Regions from separate parts of the Homo sapiens genome. Here region 1 is linked to region 2. A link is a loop called in an ENCODE intact Hi-C map of the cell type or tissue named here. Cell type or tissue: PC-3. All regions are shown on one strand. Links, peaks and the distances in the headings refer to the core of each region. The heading gives the core; the rest is flanking DNA.

Region 1 (12,574 bases), core at 2,158-10,157, 310 kb before region 2:
CAAGAAAACGGGTGAAACTGTTCAGAATTATTAAGAGCTAATACACAAATCCAGAAAGTCTTAAAACTCCTAAGCAGGAGAAATTTTTTAAAACTCCACATCTACTTACATCATTGTGAAAATTCAGAACACCAAAGAAAAATTGGTCTTAAACATCAAAAAGACTGACAGCAGATTTCTCAGTAGCAATAGAAAATAGAAGATAACAGAGTAATATGCTCAATATTCTGAGGGGGGAAAAAATACTTGTAAACCTAAAATTATATATTCAGTAGAATTATCATGAAACAGCAGGGAAAAATCAAAATATTTCAGGTGGAAAAAAACGCAAGGGTTTACCACATCACACTCTCATTCAAGGAAATTCTAAAGAATTTGCTACAGGCACAAGGAAAATGATTCAGAAGGAAGATCTGAGATATGCAAAGAAATGGTAAGCAAAATGTTGTTACATATGTGGGTGTGTCTAAAAAACGACGTCTAATTTATATGATGAAACCAGGATAGAACTAAAATAGTGAATAACTTATAAACTGAGAGAGGGGAGGGTGTGTAGAGCTAAGACATCCTAAAGGCCTTTGCATTATTCAAGAAGAAAGTAAAGCTATTTATTAGCTTTATATTTTAAGTTTACATTTTAAAATAGTAATACAAATCACTTAAAAATACGGAGTGCATTGGCTCACGCCTGTAATCCCGGCACTTTGGGTGGCTGAGGCGGGCGGATCACGAGGTCAGGAGATTGAGACCATCCTAGCTAACACGGTGAAACCCCATCTCTACTAAAAATACAAAAACAAAATTAGCCGGGCTTGGTGGCAGGCGCCTATAGTCCCAGCTACTCGGGAGACTGAGGCAGGAGAATGGCATGAACCCAGGAGGCGGGGCTTGCAGTGAGCCGAGATTGCGCCACTGCACTCCAGCCTGGGCAACAGAGCGAGACTCTGTCTCAAAATATATATATATATATAATTAATATAATATAATTAATATAATATAATTAATAATTAATATAATATAATTAATAATTAATAATTAATATAATACATATACACACACATAGAGAGAGAGAGAGAGAGAGCCAGAGCGTGAGCATTACTCCAAATAAGTTGAGGAAAAAAACTGAGAAAAAGAAAAAAAAACCACGTATACACAATGCAAAAGAAGCTGCTTCTGTTAGTTTTTGACATTTTAACTTTCTTTTTCGTATGCCATTCTTATTCAAGGTAAGTAGTATTGTATAATTTTTTATTGTGAGCTTTTCATTAAAGGGTCATTTTCTTATGAGAATCACTTTCAGCCTAGGTTGCAGAAGCATTCATTCAAGTCGGTTTTATGTTTGCTTCTGCCAGGCATTCTAGATGCCCCATGTCTAGGATCTCTTAAGGCAGGAGAGAGGGTGATGGTGTAGGAGGATCCATTTCTTGGCTTGGGGATTCCAATAATATATTATAGATTTAAACTCCAAACGTTGATGAAATGCAGGTCTAGGGTTTTGAAATTTAATCAGAGTTAAATACATATTTTCTTCATCCAGAGATGGGACAAGCCTCCTCATCTGCTCGCCATGGGTGTTTCACATTTTCCCTACTCCATCCTTTTCCTAAGGATTTTAGGGACAATGGCGTTTTGCAGAGTACTCAGTTCCAGCTCCCACCCTGAGCCCTTACCTCCTACCACTAAACATCCAGATCTCAAGTTACAGAGAGTAACAACACTTTGCCCACACCTAGGATGACCAATCCTTCTGGTTTCCTTAGGGACGTAGGAATTTCTCAGTGCTAAAATCATGTAAGTCCTGGGCAAACTAGTATGACTGGCTGCCCTACAGCCCAGCCCCCATATCCCGGGCAGGAGAAGAATCAGTTGAATAAGTCATTGCTCTGGTTTTCAGTTTATTTTTGGTACTTGGAATTTCCCTTCTTTTCTTATGGGTTTAGCTGCATATTGAAAATAAAACGTTTTATTTTAATCCCGCATTACTAGGTGTTAGTAATGAGATACTGCTCACGTTATAGAAGTCCACCGTTTTGCCAGCTCAAAAAGTAACATTTTAATGCTTTCCGTCAGTACAGAAGTGAAGTTTGTGGATAAAGGTCATAGCTACTTAGCCCTGTGTGTATAGCTAAGGTGCTGCAGTGGTTCCCGAAGTTACGTGATGGGCTCCACCAACTGGCCCACAGCTTGCTCCTGCTCTACGCCCGTATTCTGACCTTAAGAATGTTCTAGAATTCTCTAGGCAGGCCTAGCGCCTTCCTGTAAGGCCTGGAAGGTGAATTCTCCCATTAAAATGTAAGATCCCTGAGCAAACACATGTTCTGTTATTCTGTTCACTCCTGCATCTGCTGTACCTGGTAATCACAGGCACTCAGTAACTATTTCTTGAAAGAACAAACATCCTGAATGTCAAACTGGCATTTCCTCCCATCCAACCCCTTCTATCTCAAACTTGACAGAAAGGAGTGCAAGTTTCTGGCCTGTTGATGTCTCCTTCTGTTTTCCACAGACTTGCTTCGATTTATTTCTGTAGGCATTTAAAAAAGATTTTGGGGTGAGTGTGAAGCTAAAAGTGATGGCGCTAACCCTGTGCCTTAGAGAAGCCATTTGGAAACTGCAGCCTAGACACATTAGATTATCATTTTTGTAAACTATACCATACATTTCAGTATGCATACTTATTTTAGGGGTGTTTTGGGGGTGATGTGTGTGTCTGTGGGTCTATGTGAGCGCGGCGCCTTCCTGGGACTGAGGCACCGGACCTGCGCACACGCGCTGCGTACCCTACGCCCCCGCCGCGTGGGCGCCGTCGTCCCCCGCAGCCCCCCCACGCAGGGGGCGGGGCGCTGCCACCCATTGGCTGAGGCCGATACCACGCGCCCCGATACCCGGCGCAGGAGCCACCTCCCTGAGCCCCGCGGACCACGCCTCAGTCCGCCTGCGCTCCTCAGCCTGACGGTCCGCCTTTCGGGGCTCCTCAGCCTTGTCACCCGCTCTTGGTTTTCCTTTTCTCTTCATCTTTGGCTCCTTTGACCACTCGAAGCCGCGCAGCGGGTTCCAGCGGACCTCACAGCAGCCCCAGAAGTGGTGCGCCAAGCACAGCCTCTGCTCCTCCTGGAGCCGGTCGGGAACTGCTGCCTGCCGCCATCATGGTGAGTTGAGGGAGAGGCCCGAGGGGCAAGGCTGGCGGAGTCTTCACTCGTGGGTGAAACTCGGCTCTGCAGGGTCGGAAAGTGAAGTCATCCTCGGCTTTCCTGTTTGGGGGGCACCTGCCTGGACGCACCACAGCCATGGCCCACAGAGTTGGGAGAGGCGGCCTGGCAGTGGCGCGGCCTACACAGAGAGGCAGGCGCGGGACGCCAAGGGCGGCAAGGTGGGGGTGGGCCCCGAGGACGCGCTGCCTCGCCGGCCACGTGCAAGGGCCACGGCCTTCTTGAGGCACCCATTTCCCGGTTCGGGTTCTCTACTGGCAGAGGTTTGGGGTGCGGGTTCCCCACCCCCGACTGCCCCACCCCGCCCCCACTCCCACGCGCTCCCCCACTCACGCGCCTCCGCCCCTCCCCCACTCCCACGCGCCTCCGCCCCGCCAGCCTCATTTCTGGCGCGCTCTCCCCGTGGCTCCGCAAGATGGCGGCGGGCCTGCTGAGGGACTTGCCTTCTTAAACTTCGAGGGCCGGAGCTTCCTTAGGAAGTGGTTCCCTCCTGGTCCCTGTACTTGGTGGGGTGGGCGGGGTTCGTGGGGGCCTCAGCGTGGGGTGTGGGGCGTCCTGAAGGCATGGCCCTGTAGCTGAGGGGGCTGGGCCGGAAGTGCCTCTGGTCCCCTCGCGCCTGTCAGCTGCGGGGGACTTGCTGATGGCGGCTCCCTCGTGTGGCGGCGACAGAAAAGCTCGCCTGACGCCATCTTTGCCGCACGAGGTTGGTTTCAGCAGTTACCATTAAGAATTTTAGAATTTTTAAATTCTGGGTACGGTTTTTTCCCTCTCGATAAACCAGGATCCTTTGACAAAATGTCCATTTGGTAGATAGCGTTGGGTGTGCGTTTTTGTGAGTTTGGTAAATGCCTAGCGTTGCTTCAGCGCCACCACAAGATGCAGCTCTGAACACGCAGACCAACCACTGAGTCACGAACGCGCGTATTACATGCTGTGTGTGTGTCTGCATTGATAATTCTCAGTCTCTTCAGGGAGGAAATTTATACACAGTTTATATTACCATGTATAAACATTAAAATAAAAATAAACACCTATTATGTGTAATTGTGCAACATATAGTTATCCATGCTAATAAAAAGTAATCACCTTGAGTTGTAAGTAATTATTTATTATAACACTTTTCATTTTTAGAGTTAAATCCGAATTGTTTCATTGGATTATTTTTCTGATTATAAAAGTATCATATTTACTCATTTGAAAACAATCGCTGTAAGAAAATAGCAATCCATCTTAATCCCAACACTTATAACCGTTAAATTTTGGTACATGTATGACCTTCTAGATTATTTTTATGCATGTATTGCATATAGATGGGCCAACTTTTACAAGAGTTACACCGTGCTGCATAATACTATTTTACAACTTGCATCTTTCAATTGATGTGGGCATTGTTCTGAAGATAATTTTAATTTTCAGTATATGTTAAAAATTATACCATTATTTTACCGAATTCGCTTATGATGAATACTTTTTCAATATTAAAACAATACTATCATGGGCTGGGCGCGGTGGCTCACGCCTGTAATCAATCTCTTTAGGAGGCTGAGGCGGGTGGATCACTTGAGGTCAGGAGTTCGAGACCAGCCTGGCTAATACGGCGAAACCCCATCGCTACTAAAAACAGAAAAATTTGCCAGGCGTGGTGGTGCGCACTTGTAATCCCAGCTACTCGGGAGGCTGAGGCAGGAGAATCACTTGAACCTGTGAGGCAGGTTGCAGTGAGCTGAGATCATGCCACTGCACTCCAGCCTAGGCAACAAAGAGGGGAGGCTCAGTCTCAAAAAAAAAAAAATGCTATGAATATCCTTGTGTAAATATCTTGGCATGCTTGTATTATTAATTCCTTGAGATGAATTGCTGTAAGTGGAATTGCTGGGTGAAAGCGCTTTACCCCTTTGGTAACAATTTTAAGTTACACCCCTCATTAGTATAGTGATGAGTATCCTCGCCTATCAAATTATGATACATCTTTTCCAAGCTACTCTTGGTGTAAAGAATGTATCAGTATTTTCCCACTGATGGTGTGTAGAGTGATCTCTTTTCCACACCCTTTCCAATGAAAGGTATTAGGATTTTTTGAATTGTCAACCTAATAGCTGGAAAATATTTTACTATGTTGATGTGCACTTTTAAAAATCATCAATGAAGTTGATCGATCATTAGCTTTTTAAACTTCCTTTTTATTTTTATTTGTATTGATTCATAAAGACTGTATTAATGTTCACCTTTGTCATACATAGTGGAAAAAAATACATAGTAGTAATAAGGAGGTGCCCTTACCTTATTCCTAATTTCAATGGAGATGACTCTAGTATTTCACTTTAAGCTTAATGATAGGGTAGAATTAGATTGATAGAAAATAAGATGTCTCTATTTCTGTTTTACTTGGATATTTAGATAATTTAAAAATGAATGCTGTATTTTGTCAAATGCTTTTTCAGTGGTGAGTTAAAGTAACAATATCCTGTGAAGTATTCTTGCATTTCCAATATAAACTATATTCTTTATATACTGCTGGAATTTTGCATTTGTGTTGAGGGCAGGGATGGCTCATCTTGATGAGGCTTTGTTACTTATATGCTGTTAGCTTTGTAAAATGCGTTGAGAAATACTTTTTTCCTCTTTGAAAATTGAAGAAAAGTGTTTGAATTTTTTAATCTCCTCTTCTGTGTTTTCTGTCTTTATTTCTGGTGTCTGATGTGTATGTGCACCTCTCTCTGACACAAACATACACCCAAGTTATCTATTTCTTTACAAGTTGAAAAAACTCCCACGGAAACTGAGCCAGGTATCATTAGGTGTTTTTTCTCAAGATTGTTTTGTAAAAATTTAAATTTCTCTACAAGTTTGTCATGTCGTTGATTTCCAAATTTATTTCTATAGAGTTTATGCATAGCATTGTTTTATAATCTGTGGTCATAACCCATTTCTCAGGTCTCATATATCCTTTTGCTTTCTTGCCTTTTCTTGCTTAGTTTTGCCAGGATTGTTTATTGCTTGAATTTCATCCTCCCCACCCCCAACTCCCCAAGAATCTACTCTTGGATTTACTTAAAGTTTTGATTCTGATTTTCATGTCATATTTTCTTAATTTTAGCATTCTCTTTATTCGTTCCTTCCTATTGGTGTGAACGTAACTTTGATAACTACAAATTATAGCCTTTTTCCTGGTCAGTTTATATAAATCTCAGTTTGCTTTCATGTTCACATAGTAATTGAATTAGATAATACTGTGAAAGAAGCTGACATCCCAGGAGTTACATAATAATTTTTTCCAGCTTTTAGCTGTCTTTGTCACTTGGTTGTCCAAATATAACAAGGAATATGTTTGCTATAAATAACAATGAGAGTTGTGTATATGATGGTCTTGAAGCTCACCCGTTTACTATTCCAACATTTCTCATTTCAAAATTCACCAACTCACTTGAAGGTATGATTAAGAAAATTACTTCTTTAATGCAGTTTGTTTTCAGGATGCTATTGACAGTTACGATGGTACTTTCTTTAAAATTAAGCTTTTGCTTATCCTAAGCATTCATTTATATTTTTGGCCACGGTTTCACCAAAGTTTGTCTATTGATTGTGGATTTTTATATATACATTATAATTATGTATAAATACAGTAGGAATTTAACAACCCTTGCTAATCAAGCCGTGGTAAAAATGAAGTACATTGCTTACTTTGTTAGCTTTGAGCGCCACCTGCTGGCTGAGAACTAGGACATGATGGTGCCTCCTTAATTTAAGATGTTATTACGCTATTAAAGTGATCCTATGAATTTTATATTTACGATTCCAGTTAAGCAGGCAGCCAGTTTGTAAGATCCAAGCCAAAGTCAGACTTCCTAATAATATCAAATGCCTCTTTTCCTCTTTACCAAACTACTGTTGTCGCCAAGTATCCGTTTTACTCTTGTATAGGGTATGAGAATTAGAAGAGACACCAGAGATCTTTTCCAACCATTCATTTTCAAGCAAGGAAACTGAGGTCCTGAAAAGACTTACTTTACTGAACAATGGAAATCAGGTTCTTCCCAAACAATAATTTTCCTCCTCAATTCTTGTGGCACTGTCACAAGGTTTCTTAACCACACCCTATTCAAATTTTGGACCAAATAGTTCCTTGTTGTAGGAAGCTTTCTTTGCATTGTAGGATGTGCAGTAGTATTCCTGGCCTTCAGCCCATCAGATGCCAGGAATACACCTCAGTTGTGACAAGCAATCTCTAAACGTTGTTAAATGCCCCCAGGGCTCAAAAATCTTCCCCAGTTGAGAATCAATGCATTATCATGACCTCTTATAATCTGACACAGTTTTCTGCCAGATGTTACACTTCTAAATTAAAATACATCCAAACACTGTGATGCAGAGACAATACTGTATATATAGCTTGTTTATCAAAGAAAAACATATCCAAAGTTCATCCACAAATCAAGGGGGAATTGAAAAGGAGAAAAAACTACAAGAATTTCAGAATTTATTTTGTTTTGTTTTATTCTGTTTGGGATTTCTGAATGAACTGAGAAGGGATTGGTAAATTGTCTGTAGGGGGGAAATCTAATCAGGTTCCTAATAGTTCAAGATACGCAGCTTAATGTCATTTAGAAAAACAACGTAAGACATTTTTAGAAAGGAAAAACTGTAGAAATAGTTTTTAAATTTTTCTTCCACATCATTGTCATGAAATACCACTATTAAAAGAAAGAATTAGGAATTATTTACAAACCCAAAATAGCAAGTATAAGCACAAACGAATAGAGAAAAGCAATAAACTCAGCTTTAGTTGATTTGACAATTTAGATTTCATCTCTAGTAAAGCTGTGTAGAATCAGTAACTTCTAGCATCTAATTAACAAAGCAGGAACTCTACTTTCTTATTAATTCCTATAAAATTACTGTGCTTTTCAAAAAGATAACAGTTGCTTTCTTTTGTCTTGTTTTCTTTCAGACAGGTATATGTGTAATAGCTTTCTCTTTTGCAGCTTTTTGTAGTTACCTTTTGTAGTCAACAGGCACTTCACCAATGATTTTTAAATTAATGATGTTTCATAGTTTCCTGATGTTTCAATTCGTTCTTAATTAAAAGTATCTTCAAGATAAGTCAGCTAAAATAGTAAAGCCAAAAAAGAAACTTGAAAAAAAATCTGAAAATAAATTCAAATAACAGGACACTAACTTATATTGATATACCACTTTATACTTTACAAAATGAATTCACAGATGTTATCTCATTTCCTTCTCAAAGCAGTTTGCCCAGAGATACACGGCTGGCAAGTAAGTGGCTTGTAACCACTTACCTGTAAGGGACATAAACCTAGATCTCCTGACTAAATTAATTTTTGTTTCACTCTGCTATATTGCTTCTCCAACATATATATTACTTACAAATTCTACTTCAGAAAATTTTACATTAGCCTTAGAGTCTACTGCGGAAAGAATAAAGACAGTTCTGATCAAAATCCAGAAAAAATGAGTTATATGTGTGTTTCTTTATCTGAAAATAAAGATGGTATAATTTATATCTGCCTACTGTGATAATTAGAATTATCAGTGGGACTGATTTGGTGTTAGGAAGAAAAATGTTATTTCAAAAAATGATTTGAACACCCTAGCATTAGGGAAGAGGATTATAATCCTTTTTTTAGAAGGAGCTGTGACATGTGAGCAAATAATGTTTCCATGATCCATTTCCAAAGTAAAGCAGGCATACTAACACAGCGTTAAAATTGTAAAAATTCATGTTAATTTTGGTGAAAAAGGCGAAGCAGGACAAATTGGTTTAAAACTTTGAGGCTTATTTTCTTTTTGATGTGGCTTTTTGGAGTTTTTTAATATTTGTCATCCTTTTTATTAGTGTACTCAGTAAAATGAAAAGTTGTTTATGAATATAGAACAGGATGATTTTAATTTTGATTTTTACAAATCTGAACTTTCCAATTTTGGGTTTGTTTTTTTTTTAAGTAATTCACATAGTATTTTCACAAATACTAAGTATTCTTCCACAGCATTGTGCAAGACTCGGTAATGAGCAATACTGGGTTTAAGAAAGTACTGTATCCTGGCTGCGCGTGGTAGCTCACGCCTGTAATCCCAGCACTTTGGGAGGCCAAGGCGGGTGGATCACCTGAGGTCGGGAGTTCGAGACCAGCCTGGCCAACATGGAGAAACCCCATCTCTACTAAAAATACAAAATTAGCCGGGCGTGGTGTCGGGCGCATGTAATCCCAGCTACTCAGGAGGCTGAGGCAGGAGAATCGCTTGAACCTGGGAGACAGAGGTTGCAGTGAGCCGAGATCACGCCATTGCACTCCAGCCTGGGTGACAAGGGCGAGACTCTCTCAAAAAAAAAAAAAAAGTACTATATCCTTTCATTAAAATTTCATGCTGATCTACTCTGATAAGTTTAAATCCTGAGCCTGAACTAACTTAGAATGAAAGTAATTTATATAAAATATTTTATACTTAAAATACAAAAATTATATTTCACATTATGTATAGGTTTTTCCTGTGTATCTAATTATGATGTCTACTTTCCAAATTACAGTCTACTGCAAATCCTGAAACTCCAAACTCAACCATCTCCAGAGAGGCCAGCACCCAGTCCTCATCAGCTGCAACCAGCCAAGGCTATATTTTACCAGAAGGCAAAATCATGCCAAACACTGTTTTTGTTGGAGGAATTGATGTTAGGGTATTGTATTCATACCTCATTTTTACCTTGAAATGCATTATGAATAATGGGATTTGGGCCCTGTTACAAACTTAAGGTTTTTTTGTACTTCATGGAGGTTTAGAATTGGTTTTACATTTGACCCATAGGTACTAAAAATATCTTTGACAAAGAGCTACTGGTCATTTGGGGATAAATGGGGGAGAAATTGTCACATCATCGAACCTTCTTTTAGTAAAATTAAAATTTTTGAATGCTGAATTTTTACTCTTGAAGTTCAATTCTTTTCCATAGATGGATGAAACTGAGATTAGAAGCTTCTTTGCTAGATATGGTTCAGTGAAAGAAGTGAAGATAATCACTGATCGAACTGGTGTGTCCAAAGGGTGAGTAATTTTATCAAAAATATCTGAACTCTAGCCACGTATAGAGTATCAGAGAAGACTTCAAAATTGGTATTCTGACACTTAACATAAATTTGTTGCTGTGTTAATTTCTTTCATGTAGAGGATAAAAGTTTATTGCCAGCTCTTTTAATCATTTTTCTAATGTTTGTTTTTGAATATCTTCAATCTTTATTTCATACAAATGAATTAATCAGTTTTCTCAAAGAACTGTTTTCTTCATACATTGCACAGTATCTTAAATTTTAACCACCTTGTCTTAGATAGTAAGTTAAATTCAGGTTCATGGATATGAATTCTTTGTTAATCAATGAAGTTTTCACACTACCCTAATCTTAGCACATTTTGATTGACATAGTTCAGATGAAGAAAAAGCAGTATTTGTAGAGGATCTATCATGTACATCTTAAATATTTAGCATAGTATATTATTCATATTTTAGTCATGATCACTTCCGTATATAGTAGAAGTTCTGAACCATGTACTGTATGATGGTGATTTTATACTTCATTTATCTGCCTTTATAGCTATGGATTTGTTTCATTTTTTAATGACGTGGATGTGCAGAAGATAGTAGAAGTAAGTAATCTAATAGAAAAATCTCATTTGTTTAATTGATACAATGTTTAGTGTCAAGTGATATACTCAGTCTTGTGTAAAATTTGGAAGACGATACACTTTCTGGTCAAAAAAATCCAAACTTAGAGGAATCTTACATAACTTGTTAGAACCTGTTTATTTTTGACTGGGCACCTAGGTTCATGAACTACAGACAGGAAGGGTTGGAGACAGGGCAGGGTAATGAAAAGTTTTTGATCAACTTTCACTTGATGCCTCTTGACACTGATTAGAGAAATAAGGGTAAGGTAGCTTCATGATGACAAATTTTAATTTGGTGTGTAGTTATCACTGATCTTCTATGATAATAGGAATTTTAGAAGACTTTAGGTGTTCATCCAAGTCTTGGAAGTAAAGACTTGAAAATTGATTCTAGTTTTGTTACTGTTTTATTTTCAGTCACAGATAAATTTCCATGGTAAAAAGCTGAAGCTGGGCCCTGCAATCAGGAAACAAAATTTATGTGAGTACAAAAAGAAATTGTTCTTTTTAAACATAAAAGAAATTGTGTAGCTTTTCAAAGAACTAAAAATAGGCCTTTTCTTTTTGCTTTTCAAAAAGGTGCTTATCATGTGCAGCCACGTCCTTTGGTTTTTAATCATCCTCCTCCACCACAGTTTCAGAATGTCTGGACTAATCCAAACACTGAAACTTATATGCAGCCCACAACCACGATGAATCCTATAACTCAGTATGTTCAGGTAAGAATTGCTTAACGTTCCTATTCTCTTGTTTATTGTAGTCATCGTACCTTCTGTGGAATTACATCCAATTTCTGTAGTAAGTGGTAATGGCATCCCTGTTTGAATACTTTGAGTGATGGGAAATTTATTACTTTTGTTAGAAATTTCTTATTCTTAGTGTTGTTCTTTATATGAGCTAAAGATCTTCTGTATACTTTGTCTTTATCTTAGAAATGACCTCTGTAGACACATGAAGAAATCTCTTCCTTTTTCCCCCCATATAACTAGTTCCTAAAGCATTTGAAAGCAGCTATCGTTATGTGTCTGTCTAGTATATTCTTCTCTAAGGTTAGCAAATCATCTAGCTATTCTTTATTTGCAATGATTTCCAGATGCCTCCTCATATAAATTGCTGACTTCTGGATATATTCTGGTTCTGGAATGGGTAGATTTCTGATGTGTTTTACTATGTAAATCCTGTGAGTTTCTGGCATATAATTTCTCTGATCTTGGTTACTTTGATATTTAAAGTAGGATTTGACATACTATCACTTACTGGTGGTAAATAACATTTTCTTCTTAGTTCATTTTATTTAACGATTTAGTTTAAAAGACATTGTCTTTGCTGGAAAATAAAGTAGCAAAACAGGAGTGAAATAGTTCTTCAGTGTCTTTCATTCATTGACATTTTCCATGTACTTGAAATGTGTAGGGTGTACCTCCTCTTCTTTCTCCTTCTCTGAACAATGGCTAGAAAAAAAAAAGCCCTACTTGTTTCTAACATTTACTGTGAGTCATTACTGCATCTGGGTGTATTCGTGTATGCTGCCACCTATATGTTTTCAATCAGTAGCTATTTATTGAAAAATATAAGACATTATACTGTTTCTTTTCCAGTTTTGGATTATATACAGCCCTTAGTTCTTCGAAATGAAGTACAGAAAAAGCCATAGCATCTGTAGGAGGACTACATATTACCCTATAATATTG
Region 2 (12,574 bases), core at 2,425-10,424:
TTAAAAAAATCATGTTGCTTGTTTCTTTTTGTTGACTTTTGAGATTTCTTTATATATTCTAGATTCAAGCCCTTTGTTAGATATCTGATTTGTAAATATTTTCTCCTAGTCTGTAGCTTGTTTTTAAATTGTGTTAAATGCCTTTTGTAGAAAAAGTTTTACTTTTGACCATGTCCTATCATCAACCTTTTTTTTGATGGATCTTGCTTTTGGTATTGTGTTTAAGAATTTTACCTACCCTCAAGTTCCAAATATCCCATTTTCTTCTAGAACTTTTATAGTACCATGTTTTACATTTAGATCTACAATCCGTTTTGAGTTAATTCTGAATATAAAGTATGAGGTTTAGGTTTAGGTTGAAGGTTTTTGGTTTTTCGTTTTTTTGTTTTTTGCATCTAGATGCAAAATTGTTCCAGAACTTTTGTTGAAAAGTTTATCCTTTTGCCTTTCAATTTTTCCATTGAATCTACCACCTTTGTCAAAAATAAAGTGACCATATATGTCAGTCTATTTCTGAACTCTTCATTCTGTAACATTATTTGATGTGTTTCTCTCCTTTCACCAATACCATACTGTTTTGAATGCTGTAGCTTTATCTTAAATTTGATTAAGGTGATTCTTCTCACTTTATTCTTCTTTTTCAAAATTGTTTTAGCTATCCTAGGTCCTTTTTTGTTCCATATAAATTTTAAAATCACTTTGTCCATATCTATAAAAAATCCTGTTGAGATTTTGATTATTGTTATGTTAAATCTGTAAATCAATTTAAGGAGAACTGACTTCTTTACTATGTTGAGTTTTCCAATCTATGAACACAGTACATCTCTCTATTTACTCATGTCTTCTTTGATTTCTTTCATGGGATTGAAATGAACTGTGCTTTTTTTTGGACTATTTGCAAGAGGGTCCTACATTGGGGGATGGGCCAGAGAGTATCCTAAGCTAGCTGGTTTTCACAACATAAAAGCTCTCTTCAGCTACTACAGGACATATTAGTTCCTACAAACATGATTTGCCTGTGTGATTCTTTGCGTGCCTTCTCTCCTAACTGAACCTTGCTGCGTTCAGGTGGGCCTTCTACAGCCACAAAACGCAACTGTGTTTCCATACCCTCTTTGCAGGCAAGAGCTGTAAGTCCCACCCCACTCCCTCATGTATTTTTGTTGGTGCTCTATGAAATTTGCTACTCGGCCTCTCTCCTCTACTTATTTCCATGTGGCTCCTACAGAAACCCAAAAATTCTCTGCAACCTTTAAAAATATACTACAGTGTGTTTCCAAGTTTTGCTGAAAATAGAGGTTTTGTTTTCTTTTTCCTTCATTGATTTTCAATGATTTCCAGGAAACAGGAAAATGCTGTTTTTGAAGCCATATTTATACTGGTATGTGTTTTTGGTAAAGAAGGTAAGAAAATGCCTGGTTGGGATGGAGGTTGTTGGTAAATATAGAAGACACTCTTGCAATGAAGAGGAAGTGAAAGGAAAAGGAAAAGAATAGAAAAAGCAATAAGTGAAAAGGATAGAAGGGTCAAAAACTAAGACAACGAGTAACTGATCTGTTCTGAGCTCATTCTTTGTTATCAGAGTTCTAGTAGGTAATGACAGGCAGCTTCTGTAGGATTGTGTTGAGCCCTGTGGTGAAATAAGAGTTATTAACAGCAATCAAATTGGATTCTCTCTCAGAATCCCGAGTGAAGAGCTTTCCAGACACTGAAATAGAGAGGCAATGGCACCGTGGATTTAGCTGTGCTCACCTCTGGGAAGAAGCAGTACTATGTAATCAGATAGTTTCCCCTCCAAAAATGACAGAATAATAATTTAATTCCCTTTATTTAGGATGGTTAGGACAAAATAATCTGATTTATAGATTTACCATTTACATGACACAGAGAGCCAACTTTTTAGAACTTGTCTAAAATATAAAATATTTTAATTCTAAAGCAGTATTCAACTGAATACCGTTTGGTGACCCAGAAAATACTTCCAGATCCCAAAGTCTCTGACTCATACTTAATGCATCAAAGTTTCTTTGACCTTTCTTAGAAGCTCTTTCTGGGCATGTACCCTTTTACTCAAGCCCAGGTTTCTTAGGTGAATCAAATGAGCTTAACACAAATTTTGTGGGTGGCAGAGATACCCAGATCATCGCGTTTAAACAGGCAGTGTGCTTACCGTATTGTGAACCCAGAGGGCAGGAGGGTGGTTCGTATATTTCACTGCCAATTCTATCACTCTCTCTTGTTCTAGCAGTCTGGGACTGGAGCATATTGAAAACCCACCAACCACAGAGACTCCTGGAATAAAGAAATCAACCCTAAAAAGAAAGCCAAATAAATGATTATTGTTGAAGCAATTTTAAAAATTGGTAAATTAAACAGAATTGACAAACCTTTGCAAGACTATGAAAAAAAATTACTAAAATCAAGAATAAAAGAGGAGATATCATCACAAAGCTTATAGAAATAAAAAGAATTATAAAGGAATTCCATGAACAACTATATGCCAAAAAATTAGCTAACTTACATGAAATGCACACATTCCTAAAATGACATAAACTACCAAATCTGACTCAAGAAGAAAGAAAATCTGAGCAGACCCATAACAAGTTAAAGGATTGAGTTAATAATTTTAAAACTTCCCACAAAGAAAAGCTCAGGCCCAGGCCAGTCGCAGTGGCTCACGCCTGTAATCCCAGCACTTTGGGAGGCCAAAGCAGGTGGATCCCCTGAGGTCAGGAGTTTGAGACCAACCTGACCAACAGGGTGAAACCCCGTCTCTACTAAAAAAAAAATACAAAATATTAGCCAGGCGTAGGGACGCATGCCTGTAATCCCAGCTACTTGGGAAGCTGAGGCAGAAGAATCACCTGAACCTGGGAGGTGGATGTTGCAGTGAGCCAAGATTGCGCCACTGCACTCCAGCCTGGGCAACAAGAGCGAAACTTCATGTCAAGAAAAAAAAAAAAAAGAAAGGCTCAGGTCCAGATGGCATCCTGTTAAGTTCTATCAGACATTTAAAAATTAATACAAATCCTTCAAAATCTATTCCAAAAACAGAAGAGAACACTTCTCGACTCATTTTATGAGGCCAGTATTACCCTCATACCAAAGCCAGACAAAGACATTGAAAGAAAACTATAGACCAGTATCCCTTCTGAATTTAGGTACAAAAATTCCAGGAATACAAGGTTGGTTTAACATCTGAAAATAAATAAATGTAATACACCACTCAGTAGAATAAATGACAAAACCCACATGATCATCTCAATAGTCAAGAAAAGACATTTGACAAAATCCAACACTTTTTCATAACAAAAATACTCAACAAATTAGGAATAATTGGGAACTTTCTCAACCTGATAAAGGGCACCTACAAAAGACCCATAGCTAACATCCTACTTAATGGTGAAATGCTGAAAGTTTCCCCCCTAAGAGAAACAAGATTAGGATGTCTACTTTCACCACTCCAACTCAACATTGTACTAGAGGTTCTAGCCAAAGTGAGTAAACAAGAAAATGAAATAAAACGTGATCAGAACAACTAACATCCTACTTAATGGTGAAAGGCTGAAAGTTTCCCCCCTAAGAGAAACAAGATAAGGATGTCTACTTTTACCACTCCAACTCAACACTGTCCTAGAGGTTCTAGCCAAAGTAAGTAAACAAGAAAATGAAATAAAAGGCATTCAGATTGCAGAGGTGGAAGCTGCAGATGGTATGCTGTCATATATAGAAAATACTAATGTATTCACTAAAAAGATATTAGAACTAATAAATTCAAATAAGTTTGCAGGATACAAGATCAACAGACAAAAATCAACTGTATCTCTATACACTAGCAACGAACAATCCAAATGTGAAATTTAGAAAACCAATTACACTTATAATAGCATAAAAAAGAATAAAATAATTGGGAATAAATTTAACAAAATAAGTGTAAGACTTACACAGTAAAAACTACAAAACACCATTGGAAAAAAATTAAAGATCTAAGTAAATGGAAGCATATTCCATGTTCATGGCATGGCAGACTTAAATATTGCTAAGATGGCAATACTCCTCAAATTGATCCACAGATTCAATGCAATACTTACTAAAACCCCAGGTGTTTTCATTGTAGAAATTGACAAGTTGATCATAAAATTCATATGGAAATTTGAGGAACCCATAATCATCAAAACAATCTTGAAAAAGAAGTTTACATTTGTAGGACTCACAGGTCCTGATTTCAAAAGTTACTACAAAGCTACAGTAATGAAAATGCTGTTGTACTGACATAAGGACAGACATGTAGATCAATGGAAAAGAACGGAATGTCCAGAAATAAAGCCTTAAATTCATGGTGAATTGATTTTAGACAAGGCTGCCAAAGCAATTTAATGGCAAAAGAACAGTCTACTCAACAGTGGCACTGGGAGAACTGAATAACCACATACAAAGAATGAATTTGGACCCCTATTTCACAACATATACAAAAATTAAGTCAAAACAGAGCAGAAACTTAAATGTAAGAGCTAAAATTATAAACTCTTAGAATAAAACACAGGAGTAAGACTTCATGGCAATGGCTTCTTAGATATGACCCCAAACCAAAAGGGTTGGAAAAAAAATAGAGAAACAGATTTCATCAAAATTTAAAACTCTGTGCTACAAATGTTATCATCAAGAAAGTCAGGGCCAGGCACAGTGGCTCATGCCTATACAAATCCCAGCACTTTGGGAGGCCGAGGTGGGTGGATCACCTGAGGTCAGGAGTTCGAGACCAGCTTGGCCAACATGGTAAAACCCCGTATCTACTAAAAATAAAAAAATTAGCTGGGCATGGTGGCAGATGCACCTGTAGTCCCAGCTACTTGGGAGGCTGAGGTAGGAGAATCACTCGAACCCAGGAGCAGAGGTAGCACTGAATCGAGATCGTGCCACTGCGCTCCAGCCTGGGCGACAGAGTGAGACTCCATTTCAAAAAAAAAAAAAAAAAGTTAAGAAGACAATCTACATAATGGGAAAAATATTTTTAAATAATATATCTATTAATATTAAGGTTCTTGTATTCAGATTATATAAAGAACTCTTACAACTCAGTAATAAAGAGACAACCAAATAAAAAACTGACAAAATACTTTAAATTAATATTTCTTCAAAGAAGACATATAAATGGCTAATAAGCACATGAAGAGATGTTCAACATCAATAGTCATTAGGGCAATGTAAGTCAAAATCATAATGAGCTGGCAGTTCACACCCACGTGGATGGCTATAATCAAAGAGACAAACAATAGTGTTAGGGTCTGGAGAAATTGGAACATTTATACATTGCTGGTGGGAATGTAAAATGGCACAGCCACTCTAGAAAACAATTTAATAGTGCCTGAAAATGTTAGTTAGTTAGCATATGACCCAACAATTCCATGCCTAGGTTTAGACCTAAGACAGGTGAAACTGTATGTTCACTCAAAAACTTGTACATGAATGTTCATGGCAGCATTATTCACAATAGCCCCAAAGTGGAAACAATGTAAATGTCCATCAGCTAATGAAGATATAAACAAAATGTGGCATATCCATACAATGGAATGAAGTACTGATACAGGCTACAACATAGATGAACCCTGAAATCATGTTAAGTGAAAGAAGCCAATCACAAAAAGACCACACACTGTATTGTATGATTCTGCTGGTATAAAATGTCTATAAGAGACAAATCCATAGAGACAAAATAGATTAGTGGTCATCTAAGCCGGGCAGGAGGATAGGGAATGAATAAGAATCATTACAGAGTTTCTTTCTGGGATAAAAATGTTCTAAATGTGATTGTGCTGATAGCTGCACAACTCTGTTAATATACTAAAACCTCTGAATTGTACACTTTAAATGTTTGAATTTTATATGAATATATCTCAACATAACAGTCTTTTTAAGTTTTAAAAAGTATGAAAAAAGGGTCAAGAAAAGCAACAAAAACTCTCCCACTAGTATTTGACAGACTTAATAGGCCGATATGGCCTCTGAGTTACACAAGTCTTAACGTTTCCTTCTTTTCTTCTAACCACATCCTGTAGTCTAGAACTCCTGGGTTTCAAGCTTTCAATAATTCTATGCCACAGAAACCCTTTTTTGGTGAGGATTCTAGGAAATGCAATAAACCTAGTCACATACCAAGAAAAATGTATTGGAACACAGAACCACAAAAAATTCTCATCCCCATATCTGGGAAACATAAACATCCAATCTAGGTGTTTCACAGCCATCACAAGAGCAAAAAGTATCATCCTTCCCCAGTTGCTTACCTACATACAGGCCTAAAAGAAAAGCAAAAGATGTTCTCTAATCTGATCTATGACCTTAAAAAAATATTCTCCTGCAGTCTATGGCCTTACATTTCCAGTCATTTATTATAAGTGTTTAAAAACCAGTTCTGGATTGGAAGTGCTCCAGAAAAGGTCTTTGGCCAACTTTAACCTATTTTCACTTGACTCTTTTCCATGAGTACTTTAACTTTCTTTTCATTTCTGACAAGATAAAAATTTAAAAGACTATCGTTAGCATTTGTTAACACAGTTGCTATATGCTATCACAGAGGAGGTATACAAAAATCTCCATTATTTCCATGTTTAAAAAATAAATACATTAATAAGCTACTTTTGCTGCTTCATCTCCTGAACTACAGTGCCCTCTGCTGCTCAATGCTGATGAAGGCCATTCTCTCAGTTGAATGAAAGGGAACCAACCCTCTTCTCTAGTAACTCTGGAAAGCTACCTTTGGAAAAAAAGGACTCCTTCATTAAAAAATACAGAAGAATTTAAGTTACATAAAAACTTCATCTGAATGGATTTAAGAAAATATGCACAATACATATTTCATAAAACATCTGTCCAAGAAAGAATTATACCTTAAACACACACCTTTAAAAATGTCCTTTGCAGGATGAGCACTCTTGGAGCCATGAGTTAAAGCCCTTACTATATACCCAATGAGTGAGTGTATGCAGAAGGAGCCTAGGTGCGCGGTGAAGCAGTGGATGTCCACATCCAACCATGACACACCAGGCAGCCAGGTCCTGTCCACAAAGGGAGCCCCAGTGCCAAGCACACAGCAGCTATACTATGAGATCCCAGAACTCTTTAGTCCTTGCCTACAGTTCTCAGAGCCCCTCACTCATTCACTTAATGCAAACATCTAAGAGAGCACCTGCCTACCATATACAGGCACTGTGGTACTTGCTGGAGGTACAAAGATGCACATATGTCTTAGTTGCTGCCCTCAATGAACCCACTCTAAGAGGAGGAAAATTAACAAATACATACAATTAAATGGGCAATGATAAAATCTGCTTAGCGTAGCGAGGCAAGGCAGAGGAAGGAGGAGTCAATTCTACCAGGAGTACAGGAATTAAGAAAGACTTCACAGAAGAGATGCCCTTTAAACAGTCTTAAAAGACACACAATGCTTACCAGATGAGTAATGGGGGAGGACACAGTTTGAAAAAGATGCCAAGGAATACAGTGCTATGTTATGTGCAGTCCTGTGAGAATCAGGGCTGCCACACATGCTTGTGTAGGTTGCAAGGATATTATCTATCTACAGTGTGGCAGCCCTGCTCAAGGGTAGGTATAAAGTCTTATTTCTCTAATCTTGCTCCTCCAGTGTTTCTTCTTGGTGTCCTCTTTCTCTCAGCAGGGCTCAAAGTTGCTTTCTAGCATCTAAACTTATGTTATCTTGTAGAAAGTCAGACACACTAGGACCAGGAATTCCCTCCACTCTGTGAAAATGCTTTGGCCTTACTTCCCCTCAGGAGGCAAGCTATACCCAGCCAAGTGTGGATTGAGTACTGACTGGGGCATCAGTGGTGACATGGTGGTGATAAGCCCCCACTCCTGCCTGGCCTGCCACTCTTCCAATCAACAGCTTCAGTGCAGGGAAACTGACCAAGGAGATAAGAATTGGAATCTGTCCCCTGGGCCTTATCAGCACATATGATCTAACTGAATGAAATACTTATTAGCAATAACAAAAGCTAAAATCAAACAAATGAAGTTAACAGTAGGCATTATGCTAAACACTTTAAATATCCCAAAACGTAGGAATACTACTGCTCCCTCTTTGAAGATATGAGAACTGAAGCCCAGACAAATAAGGAAACTGACCACATCACAGAGCTGGCTGGTAGAAAGCAAGCATGTGAGCTGAGCAGTCTCCAGGGCACTAGGCGACAATACACTGCTACCCACAGTAGCATAACCAATGCCAGAGGCAGGCAGTGAGCACCACAGCCAAATGTGAATCTAGAAACTCAGGGCAGCTGCACACTGTGTGAGGACCAGTGGTGGCATGCTCCAGACCCAAGAGTGAGTGCCAAGCTTTCCACCCCAAGGGAGGAGGAATTCTGGTCAAGGGCAGGCCTCACCAAGGAGCTAGCAAGTGGTAGGCCTACTAGTAAGATGAACCAAGAAGTTCAACCCTGCTCATGTGAGAGATGTTTTGAGGTGGTTCTGCCTTTGGCCTTTCTCTCGGGATTGGATTGCTACAGTTCTTGGAACTGGTTTATTGCTACAGGAACCAGCCCTCTCTGCAAGGCCCAGTAAGAATACAGTGTAGTGCAAAAAGAGCCCCTTGAGGCCTATATCTGATCTATGCTGAAGGTGTCTACATGGGGATCTGTGGCCAAAGCTCCAGCTAGTCACAGACAACATTCATTTATTTAGTTAGAGTTGTGCCTGGAACCTCATTCTCAGAGTTTGGTAGGTGTCAGAGGAAGCCACTGGTCAAAAATTCAGAGATGTGGAATCACGGCCCAATCTCTTACCCCAAAGATAAGCCCAACAGCAACCCTCTCCTTGATTTCTAGCAGCTCTCCAGTCTGATAATCCTACCTACACAAACTGCATGGCAGCCACATCCTCACTTCCTATCCCTAATCCTTGCCCTCTTCTCCAAAGTACCACATGGCTGTTACTACCAAGCTGATGGTCTGAGACAGCCTAGAGCACAAAGCCATTCAAGCAACAGCATGGAAGGGACAGACACCGCCAACCTCAGCAAAATGGCCATTCTGTGACCATAAGGTCAAATATCAAAAGGAACTCACAACCCCTAGAACCATAAATCAATGGTAAGGGTAAAATTTGTTGAAAGAGGAGGGCCCAGGGGCCTGGAATGAATGCTGATCAACACCTGGGAGGGAAAGCGTCACACACTACCAGCCAGTGATCCTTACCCGCCAAGTCCGACCTCCGAAGAAGTCTGACAGGCACATACGAAAACCAGGCCTAAATTCAGTGAAATGGCCAAATCCATTCATTGGGATGGTATACATGACACCAATCCCAAATCATTTCATCTTGAGAATCACAGTAGGACTCTATTTCTACAAATATCACTAGGGAATGAGGACATTTTCTTATCAGGTAACTGAGGTTAGCAAGTGCATTACACTTGCAGGCACACCACGGTGGCAGCACAATAACCAATGCACAGGCTTTTCCTAACCAGGAGGCTGGGTCTGAGTCTTGGCAGGATTCAGAGTTGAAGGCACGGAGACAGTGCTTTGCACAGGACACAAACATTTCCACAGAAAGGAAATATGGAAAACAGATCATTACAATTAAAGTTTCCACTTTTCAATATAATGACTGCTAAACCATTTTTGAAGGGTAAATATGTTGCCCGCCCCCTAAAACAGGCAAAATGCATTTAATGTGTATCATCGAACATGTGCAAAGATTGCAGTAAATTGCTTCACAAACCCAAATTATTGCAATCAGCATCTTGTTTTCTAGTTCTAAATTCAAAGGCAAACTATTAACACACAAGACTGCTAACTCTTGCTATTATCACACTTGCTATTATCACACATCCTCCTTCTAACAAAACCACATTTCCAGATGGACTGCCAAAATTAGTCAAGTGACTCCTAAGAAACACTATCAAGACTGACATGCCAGAAATCCATTTAGAAATGAATGCTTTATTAAAATAAAGGACACACACACCCAAACACACCTTTCCTAGGGAAATTCAAGTTGCTTTCCTTACAATTGAACTTGAATTGAAGCTCAGGGAGGCCCCATTCGGAGGAAATGTTACCCAGTCAGCATGCTGATCAGTCCCGAGTCAAATGGGACAGACTTATGATTTGTGTGGGGGTTCTGGGGAGCTGGGCCTGACTGGGGAATCCTGATAACAAATTAGGCAAAGTATTTAAATTCAACCCAAATAAGGTACATATGATAGACAAATTCAGTCAAGAGGGTAGTGAGCCCTGTGATGACATCACTAGTTCCTCTTCTCTTCAGGATACTTTGTTTACTCTGCATTGGACACGAAGAAGACTACTTTTAAAAAACCTATGAATCTCCTGCAACACGTAACTCAAGGAGATTAGATTACTGAAGTGCATTCTGTTAGCAACCATTCCTGAAGAGTCTAATTATCAGAGCTGTCAGTTCCATGGGCCAGAACTAGCTTTGTTTGAATGTGGAAAACACAAGACAGCAATTTTCATATACGACTGAGGGAGCCACGGGCTCAAAACCCAAGTGGGCTCTGAGGCCAGAAAAGGAATCAGATCCTCTGTGCCAACAAAGGCTCACCCTGAGCAGATATGATTTAGAATTCCTCTTCCTCAAGGGAATGGCTAGCCTTTTCCAGGAGAAAAAATAATACCTTCTATCTGATGGCACCTTCTTGAACATACATACATGGAACACAGAAAAGTCACTTACCACTGGCCAGCTTTAAAGGAAAAGTCTTGATCAGCAACAAGCAAGCGGAGGCTCTTCACTGACGGTGACTCACTGGCAGCTCCACACACCTTAGCTGCTGACACAATCTAAAACCAAAAGATGAACTGTGGCTGAGGTTAGTGCGTACACAGCACAAGGGACAAATGGTGGCATCCTGAGAACTAAGGTTTTTGAAACCTACAAAGATGTGGTTTTTGAAAATTGCCAAACAAGGTAAAACACACTTTGCTTTAGTTCAGCCTACCACCATGTGAATACATTTTAATTAACTTTTTTTTGAGAGACTTGCTATCATACTAATTTAATTTTATCCTACATTCAAAAATCATCTATTCAAGGGATCTTTTAACCGGCATTTATCTGATGAGTATCCACAATGTGCTGTGCACTGGGCTAGGCACTCTGGGAAGAGCTCAGGGAATTGGAACTCTGTAAACAAGCCAGGGTCTTATCAAGGAGCTGCCGTTAAATTCTCCATCAGCACTGGGCAAAGTGAGGCCCACTCTTGCTTCTGGGGGTGTAAGGAGCCCACAAAGAGCTAATTTCAGAAATCAAAAGCAGGCACTTAGAAACTTTTAACAATTTCACAGAACAATCTTGTGCCTATTGAGTCTAGTAACAGAAAACAAAATGGGTTTGCATTCTTCATGTCTTTGTTTTTAATTAATTTTCAAATTCATTTTTTATCACACGATATTTTATAAAATGGAAACAGATCACAATCTTAACAATAAAAAGAGCCCTTCCCTACAGATAATTTGAGAAGCACTATTTTTACATGATGTATCTGATTTCTGGAAAGCCTTGAATAGGTTTGACTCGGGAGCTATGCAGGTATGTGCCATTCATGGCTCAACACCCCTCAAATTCAAAAGGTATCTATTTCCTTTATTCTTTCATCTGCTTTGTGTTTCTTTGTCCTGTAAGCCTGGGACATCTTCACAAGCAAAGAAAAAAGACAACATGACTCTTTCCTTCCTCAACCTTCTATGTCTGTTCATCTTTACTTGTGGCAGCAAATCAGCAACTAACCAAAATATAGCCCTCTCCTTGGAAAGTGTGACCTTCACAGCTCCACCAAAGGGTGCTTTGGAAATCTGTCAAGGTCAATGAACGTCCCATCCTAATGCTAGCTCATGCAGGCCCTCTACTCCAATAGGACTACTAAATCTCATCAAACTATTAGTGGAGACCATTTTCAAAAATCCACTGGATAATTCTCATGATGGATGGTGGTCTCTCTCACCACCTCAAAGTATCTTCTAGTATTATCTACCTTTCTCTCCCTCCTGCAAAATACCTAACCTTTCTTTCTCCATATTTTTGTCAACCCTCTCTTGCTCCTCTCCTAAAAATCAACTGGGGTAATTTTCCATTACTGACCCTCTACCTGCACTCTTGGTCCTAGTCCTGCCTACTCTCTCAGAAACACTGCTCCATCAGCAACCACCAGCCCTTTCCTTCATGTTCAATTTTCCTCCCTTTAGTACATTCCTGTTTCATCAAAGATTACATCTAATGCCATTTGCAATTCAAAGCAATTCAGCAACAAAATAAAGTAAGCAGCAGAATATGGCTGTTAACAGCATGGGCTCTGCAGCTGGACTGCCTGGTATTTAGTCCTGGCTCTACCGCTTACCAGCTGTGTGACTCTGGGCAAGTTACCTAGCCCTCCTCAGCTATAAAATGAGAATAATACCACCTATACCTCATAGGGTTGCTGGGAGGATTAAATGAGATAATACTGACAAAAGTACTTACAATGCTGCTGGCCCACAGAACTCATTAATGTTGGTTATAATGTACAGTCATGTGCTGTGCAACGACATTTTGG

What was found. Hi-C counts contacts between places; a loop is a spot of excess contacts. Peaks named below come from ENCODE experiments on the same cell type or tissue, not always from the same donor. Only the 100,000 strongest peaks of a DNase experiment are listed, where the experiment ranks them.
Region 1: it touches region 2 in a loop (6-fold over the local background); 4 of 110 quality-filtered maps call a loop at or near these places.

What each region holds. Positions count from the first base shown.
Region 1 is chr3:16,595,778-16,608,351 of GRCh38, reverse strand. It overlaps DAZL (deleted in azoospermia like), which reads left to right and starts at 2,929. Exons shown (of 11, transcript NM_001351.4): 1 at 2,929-3,149; 2 at 9,754-9,900; 3 at 10,174-10,265; 4 at 10,811-10,862; 5 at 11,301-11,364; 6 at 11,463-11,602. The coding sequence starts at 3,147. In PC-3, for the core only: a CTCF peak has its summit at 6,919 (motif pointing left); DNase peaks (open chromatin) are centred at 6,901 and 7,371; H3K4me3 peaks cover 274 bases; H3K27ac peaks cover 408 bases.
Region 2 is chr3:16,284,594-16,297,167 of GRCh38, reverse strand. OXNAD1 (oxidoreductase NAD binding domain containing 1) reads right to left here. Exons shown (of 9, transcript NM_138381.5): 5 at 10,720-10,826; 6 at 2,171-2,312. It overlaps LOC107986065 (a long non-coding RNA gene), which reads left to right. Exons shown (of 2, transcript XR_001740608.2): 2 at 1-510. Among named protein-coding and RNA genes, the nearest start is that of OXNAD1, 26 kb to the right of the region's middle. RefSeq lists a silencer at 10,768-10,907. In PC-3, for the core only: a CTCF peak has its summit at 6,669 (motif pointing left); a DNase peak (open chromatin) is centred at 6,677.